Linked DNA regions of Homo sapiens: regions 1 and 2 are each linked to region 3. A link is a loop called in an ENCODE intact Hi-C map of the cell type or tissue named here. Cell type or tissue: natural killer cell. All regions are shown on one strand. Region 1 overlaps LOC101929129 (a long non-coding RNA gene). Region 2 has its middle 32 kb from the start of LINC02896. Region 3 has its middle 120 kb from the start of LINC00593.

Region 1 (2,500 bases), 310 kb before region 3:
TGGCGCTCAGGCCTCTGCGTCTCTCTCTTCCCGTGTATGCAGAGTCAGCTGCCCTGCCCTCGTGGGTCTGTGTGTTTGTGAGCGTGTGTCTATTCGTGCCATGAGTGTGACACCTGTGGGTGTGTGCTTGTGTGAGCTGTGTCTGTGTACACCCTCACATGTGTCTCTTTGTGGGGCTTTCTTCCAGGCCTGTGATTCTAAAATCAACACAACCAAATCCACACTCGTCGCTGGCTTTCCCTGCCCTGCTGTGGAGCACATGAACCCGGGGACGCATTCGGCTTTCCTTTGGTAAGTGAAGGCAGGTCTTTCCTCTTTAAAGGTAAATTCCAGGAGGATGAACACTATAGAGGAATTGTCCCGGAGATAGCTGGCTGGTGGCCAATTCCTCTTGTAAAAAAGATCCCCCGTGTCTGTGGAGCCAAGATGAAACAATTCTTTGGAATTAACCAAGCTAATTTTGACGAGCAAACATTTTGCTACAATGAAAGTTTTTATTGTAACACATAAAAGTCAAAACAACACCCAGTCCCCTTGGGGGAGACAGGCGGGTGGTAAGAAGAAAAACAGCGCACACACAAGCTCTAACTAATCATTGTGAAATCAAAAGTGCTCCTGGCTGCCAAATTAAATGCGACTAAAAATAACCGTGGATAGGAGCCGCTGAGGGGCAGCCCCGGAAGCTGTTGATTCTTTGGCTTACTTGAGGAATCACAAACCCCGAGCCCTTCAAGCACAAGCCATTGTGTTCCAGGGAAGGGTAAGGCCCAGACAAAGGGCATTTTAGCTTCTGGAACATTCCACAGGCCTGGGCCAAGGCAGCGGTGCCTGGCTGGAGTAAGGAAGGAAGCTGTGAAGCTGCCATTTCTATGGTGCCTAGTGCTCTCTGAAGCCAACCCCAGCTGTCCCATAGATCCCCACATTTGGTTCCCACTGGGCTCCTCTCAGGGAATCATCACCCCTCCCAGCACCCCCCATCCCACCCCTCACTGCTCCCTCCACCTCTCACTCTTGCCTGGACCTCAGCCAAGACCAAGCTTCTCGGCTGTCTTTTGTGATGACTGGTGTCTTGGGTTCCCCGAGGTTTACATGACCACTGTGCTTCTCGGTGTGCCCCGTAACAAACACCCCACATTTTGGTGAAAGAAGCTCCCTTTGGTGGAAAAAGATTTGTATTGAGCCCTGGGGCTATGTGTGTGTGTGTGTCACAATAGAGGATGAACCCAACCTGGGAGGAGCTGTCTTTACAGAGTGTGTGGTTAGCACTGAATGATGTCACGTTAAACCAGAAAGCATTTCCTGCACTCCTGAAGTAGGGGGTGGGACTTGTCTCCAGAAGCAGGGCTCAGACACTGGACCAAATTGAGGACTAGCTAAGAGAGAGACCAGGCGGAAGCAGCTTTCATAAGACATGCCCACCAGTGTGTTATGTCAGTTTACCATTGCCATGGCAACACCCAGGAGTTACTACCCCTTCCCATGGCAATGACCTGATGACTCAGAAGTTCCCTTTGAAATTTCTGCATTGACCACCCCTTCATCTACATGCAATTAAAAGTAGGTATAAATATTACTGCAGAACTGCTCTGAGCTGCTAATCTCTGCCTATGTGAGCGTAACACTGCTGCTTCAAGAAAGCTGTTTTCTTCTATCCTACCACCCACTTGCCCTTGAATTCTTTCCTGGGTGAAGACAAGAACTCTCATGGGCTAAGCCCCAGTCTGGGGCTGGCCTGCGCTGCATCACTCCTACTTGATACTCAGAACTGTGCTGGCCCTAAGACACAGTCTGGGCTTCCAGGAGCTCACACTCAGTTATGAGAAGGGGTACATAGGCACATAAATAACTTTAAAAATCTGCCCATTGTAAGAAGTTTGCAAACATATGCCCTGGGAGCCCAGTTCTGTTTGGCACAGTCAGGGCAGACTTCTTGGAAGAAAGGTCACTTGAACTAGCCTTGAAGGATCCAGACAGGAGAGAGGGGGACAATGTGTATTTCCTGGTGTTTTTCACTGCTTCTTCCCAGGTGAGCGTCCTGGGTCCCTAAAGATAGCACAAGGCTTTGACAGGCAGGACTCATTTTATCCTACACAGACCCCATCCATTCATCTCTATTTTTTCTCAACTCCGAAACACATCATCTGTCTGACAGGACATTTTCCAAAATGCATGTTCACTGCATACTTGGAAATAGGGTCATTTAGAGACAGATCTAGGAGAGGAGGAGAAATCAGCTTTTTTATCTGATATACTTACAGCAGGAGCCAGCCCTCTCTGTGTGGTGGTTTGGCACACAGACCTGAGAGTCAGATGGAACGAGGTCTAAATCCCTTTTTCTCTACTTGCTAGGGAGGGGTGTATAAAGTGGGAAAGTTCAGTTGATGCAGAGCAGGTGAGACCCAAAATTGGGGCTTAGCCCAGGAGGGTTCTTGGCTTCACTCAGGAAAGAATTCAAAGGTGAGCTGGGGTGTTAGACAGCTTTTTAAAATCCATGTGGCAG
Region 2 (2,500 bases), 220 kb after region 3:
TTATTTAAAAAGATTGAGAATTATGTTAAAGTTAAGAACTTTTATTTATCAAAATACGCTTTGAAAAATAAAAAATACAAGTTACAGACTGGAGAAATCTATTTGTGATACATAAAAATGCCAAAAGATTAGAATGAGCAACACAGAAATAACTCACAACTTGTTAGGAAAAGCACAAACAATGCAAGAGAAAAAAATGGACAAAGACATTAAAAAGTAAGTTGCAGAAGAAAAAACATACAAAGCCAATAAACATATGAAAAGATGTTTAACATCCCTAGGAATCAGAGAAATGCAAGTCAAGGCCACTAAGAGATGCCATTCTACATGCATTTGGCAGAATTTCAAGCAGTTGAAGCCAAGTGTTGGTGACGATGTGGATTCATGGTGTCTCTTTCACAGTGCAGGTGGGAGTGTCAATTGGTACAACCACTTTGTTTAAACCGTGTGACTTTATCTCCTACAGCTGAACATTTAGATACCTAAAACTCAACAATGAACACATGTTCAGCAGTAGACATTACCAGAATAATCACAGCAGCACAGTTCACAATAGCGAAACCCTGGAAACACCAATTATTGTTCATCAGCAGGAGAATAAATAAACTGGTGTGTTCTCACTATGTACGACAGTCAAAACACATTGATTGGAGTTTCTGTTTGAGAAGATGAAATAAGTTCTGAAATGGATGGTGGTGATGGTAGCACAAGAATGTGAATGTACTTAATGACACATAATTATACACTTAAAAATGGTCAGAATGGCAAATTTTATGTTATGCATATTTTACTACAATAAAAAGTTAATTATAGTAAACTTGACAATGTGGATATATCTTTGATAATATTAAGAAAAAAGAAATTTCCAAAGATGACATAGAGCATATCTTCTTAATAAAGTTTAAAAAACTAAAATTGAAAAAACGCTTTTTGTGGCTGGATCCAGTGGCTCACACTTGTAATCCCAGCACGTTGGGAGGCCGAGGCAGGTGGATCACCTGAGGTCAGGAGTTCGAGACCAGCCTGCCCAATATGGTGAAACCCCATCTCTACTAAAAATACAAAAATTACCTGGGTGTGGTGGTGCGTGCCTTTAATCCCAGCTACTCGGGAGGCTGAGACAGGAGAATCACTTGAACCTGGGAGGCGGAGGTTGCAGTGAGCTAAGATCACACCACTGCACTCCAGCCTGGGTGACAGAACAACTCTGCCTCGGGGAAAAAAAAAAAAAAAAGCTTTTTGAGAAAATATATCATAGAATTCAGGATGATAGTTACGCAAATTGAGAAAGTCATCTTATAGTTTAATATGTGCTATTATGAAGGGACTGGCTTTTGTTAGATGCCAGCTTCACAGGTATTTATCACATTAAAAGAAGAAATATGAAAGGGAACAAAAATGGATAGAAGAAAGAAGGGAAGGGAGGAGAGAGAAGGGGGTCCATTTGTAGGTCAAATATGAGATTATGCCATGAAGTAAGGATTTTGATTAATTGCACTTTGGTCACCTGGGACTCTTTTTAAAAAATGCTAAAATGGACTATTGTTTAGCAATACATACACAAGTGAAACATGTTTCTAAAAAGAAAAGGTATGGCTAACACAACAGACAGGACAGTGGCTGCACTGGGGTGAGACGGGTAATGCATTTGAGGCTTCCAACATCCTGGCTCTCAATTTCTTAAACTCAGCCATGGATACATGCTTGTCCATTTTATTATTATTTGTCATGCACACACATACTTTTCATGCACTCTTTTGTATGTATGATTTATTTGACAGAGAGTAAAAAAGAAGAAAGAAAATTTAATTAATTAGAATACAAAGAAACAAAAGAGAATTTTTAATGTTCTCTGAAAACACTAACAATCAAATCCCTGGCAAGTTTGATCAAAAAAGAAATAGAAAAGGCCCATATGGCTGGGCATGGTGGCTTACGCCCGTAATCCCAGCATTTTGGGAGGCCAAGGCGGGCAGATCATGAGGTCAGGAGTTCGAGACCAGCCTGGCCAACGTAGTGAAGCCCCATCTCTATTAAAAATACAAACATTAGCCGGGCATGGTGGCCCACACCTGTAATCCCAGCTACTCGGGAGGCTGAGGCAGGAGAATCGCTTGAACCCGGGAGGCGGAGGTTGTGGTGAGCCGAGATCATGCCACTGCACTCCAGCCTGGGCAACAGAGTGAGACTCCACCTCAAAAAAAAAAAAAAAAAAAAAAGGCACATCTATTCAGAATGATAAAGACAATATAACTGCAGTTACGGTAGATATTTTTTAACTCCCAGGAGAATACTATGCACAACTGTATGCCAATAAATTAGAAAACAGACAAAATAAGTAATGGTCTAGAAAAATGTGTAACAGGATATTAAAATGGGACTATCTCCACCTTAGCTTTAGCTGAGACTCTAGAGACCAAGAACAAGCTACCAAATGTTTCCCATTCCTAAACAAGATGCCAAACCACCTTGCCTCCACTGGACAAGCTAAGGCTTTGAA
Region 3 (2,500 bases):
TATGCTATTACAGAAACAGTCAACTCTGCAAAGAAAAGGAGACCAGCAAGGTAATGAAAATGAACCATCCATGGCAATGGGGATCTCAGGGGTAAGGAGGGGCCTCTCCTTGCTGCCATTCACTACAACAAGTAGCTCTTGCATGGCAGTCTGTGTTGGAGTTTGTCACGCACGAGTGGCCAGGCTCTTCCACCCACAGTGCCCACATGCTAATGTGATGAGGACAAGGTTGGTATGTAGAGTGTTCCCAGCCTCCCCACCATCTTTTCCAACACCATGTTTGCTACCACCCACCACCAAAATTGTCTTCCTTGCCTGCTCCATTTCTCCTCCCCCAGCTCTCAAAAAAGAGTTCCATCTTGGCCATCCAGGTTCCCAGGATGGGGAGGATGGGGAGAGATGGGCAGTGTTGCAGAGACAGGAGGGAAGGGGTAGTATTCTGGTTTGCTAGGTCAGTTCCTGACTTCTCCTTTGTAAAAAGGAATTTGGGTCAGAAGTAAACTAGAAAGAAAACTAAAGAAGAGTGGAGTCAAGGAGGAGAAAAAGGAAAAGAAAATGAAAACACAGATGTTAAGCCCATCTAAATAATGGAGATATGGAAGAACCAAAGGGAGATGGCACAAGAGATTGACTGGATATAGGAGAGTTTGGAGTGTTTCGTAGAGTGGATGTTTTTTGAAGCATAAGGAAATGAGACAGAGAACTAAAAGCAGGTCTCATTCTTTTCATTCCTTTGAGAGATGTGCATAAAGATTGAAAATCTCTTACTTTCTTTTGGTTATTGGATTGTGCTTCTTTGACTATAACTTAATGTAGAGACTGGGTCACAAGGACTCCCTGCATTCACTCAAGTTACATTAATAAAAATTCAAAACTGAATGAGTAGCATATTCTTAGGGCTTGAAAGGCAAAAGCATAAAAATCAAGAAGTGGCCATAACTTCTCAGAAAGGTATTAATAAGCTTTGGTAATTTTGGGAATGACAAAGAATGAGGAGAGGAATGTGCAGCAGCAACCGCAAGAAGCCCCTCTTCCCTGCCCTCCGAGAGCTCGGCGGGTTTTCGATGCTTGTCTTCCACTGAGGTCACCAGGTCTGAGCTCCATTTCCTGGGCACACGCTGACTAAGGAGTAGCTCCTCCCTCGCTCTGTTCATTGTACCTCCACTTGTGGAGGCCACGGTGACATTAGCTCTGTTGGCTACCACATCCCACCGTTGACTCATATGAAACTTCCTGTCAACTAAAAACCCAACACCTTTTCACTTGTGCTGTTGACCCAGGTATCCCACATCCTGTGTGTGTCTGGTGAGCATCTGAGCCCCAGTGTGAGCAAAGGTCTCTATCACCTTGCATCTTGGTGTGCAGTTATTTTGGCCCAGTGTTAATTTCAGTCCTCTTCAGACCTGCCTCTCACCTTCCTGGTATTGTCCATCCCTCTGACCTTCCCACTTGCCCCTCGGTGATAAGACAGTTTAGTGCCACATGTGACACAGAGCCCCAGCCTTCAGATCCCAGTCTGGATGCCAAATCTTATTGCATTAATTGCTGTGAGACCTTGGGCAAGTTGCTTGCCCTTGGTTACATATTTATTTCCTGGTCTGTGAAAGGGTAATACAACCTCTCTTACAGTCAGGCTGTGAGGGATAAGATAAATAAGCTTTGTAAAATATTGGCAATAGTTGCTGACACAGGAGTTTCTCAATAAATGTTCACCCTTCCCTCACCTATTTCATTCCAGTCATTGATAAAAGGGCTGAATAAGATATGGCCAAAGACAGAGTCCCTTGACATGCCACTAGAGACCCTCATCTAGGCTGATGTAGTTAGATTTATCCATTCCATTTGGGTATGGCCCTTTAACCGGTTCCTAATCTATTGAATTGCACTAGCATCCAGTCCTAACTCTTCACCTTGAGATGCGCATGAGACACCTTGCCAAATATCTTGCTCAAGTCCAAACAGATCACATATTTCTCACTTGCCTGTCTAGAAATCCAAAAGGGCAAGTGGGAGAGCCCAGGTGTGGGAATCACAGCGTTTCAGCCACAGTAGTGGGGAGGAGTGGGGTGGGCACAAGTCATACTTTATATTTGATTGCCAGAATGTTGGGCTCCCAGAGAGAAGCCCTGTTTCCCAGCAATGTGCCAGGTAGGCAGACAAGGCAAGAAGTATGACCAAGTATATTCTGTTGCCCAGGAGCTGGCCCAGAGGAGGTGGAAATGTGTGCTGAACTAGGACTTAGGGACCAGAGTTCTAGTCTTACAGTTACTGGGTGACATCAGGCAATCTTGTAACTTCCTGACCTGTTTCAGCTCAGCCACACTGAGCAGATCCTCACTATGAACTATGCCCCTTTAGCCCTTAACTGTTTGCCCAGTTCCTCCCTAGGCTCAGGAAATGGAAGTATTTGACCTGCTGGGTAGTACACATATCCCAGAGTGAGGGTGATGAATACATGGCAGGGTTCCAGGGAGTATAGGGAGCTATACCAAAGGCACAG

What was found. Peaks named below come from ENCODE experiments on the same cell type or tissue, not always from the same donor. Only the 100,000 strongest peaks of a DNase experiment are listed, where the experiment ranks them.
Region 1: it touches region 3 in a loop (8-fold over the local background); 5 of 110 quality-filtered maps call a loop at or near these places.
Region 2: it touches region 3 in a loop (2.7-fold over the local background); 2 of 110 quality-filtered maps call a loop at or near these places.

What each region holds. Positions count from the first base shown.
Region 1 is chr15:70,022,188-70,024,687 of GRCh38, reverse strand. LOC101929129 (a long non-coding RNA gene) reads left to right here. Exons shown (of 5, transcript XR_001751593.2): 1 at 1-61; 2 at 188-291. Among named protein-coding and RNA genes, the nearest start is that of MIR629, 56 kb to the left of the region's middle. RefSeq lists a cis regulatory region at 1,500 and an enhancer at 1,416-1,585. In natural killer cell, no CTCF peak of the experiment used is centred here; a DNase peak (open chromatin) is centred at 1,317; H3K27ac peaks cover 808 bases.
Region 2 is chr15:69,494,025-69,496,524 of GRCh38, reverse strand. No RefSeq gene overlaps it. Among named protein-coding and RNA genes, the nearest start is that of LINC02896, 32 kb to the right of the region's middle. In natural killer cell, no CTCF peak of the experiment used is centred here; no DNase peak of the experiment used is centred here.
Region 3 is chr15:69,713,111-69,715,610 of GRCh38, reverse strand. No RefSeq gene overlaps it. Among named protein-coding and RNA genes, the nearest start is that of LINC00593, 120 kb to the left of the region's middle. In natural killer cell, no CTCF peak of the experiment used is centred here; DNase peaks (open chromatin) are centred at 1,220 and 2,340; H3K27ac peaks cover 2,419 bases.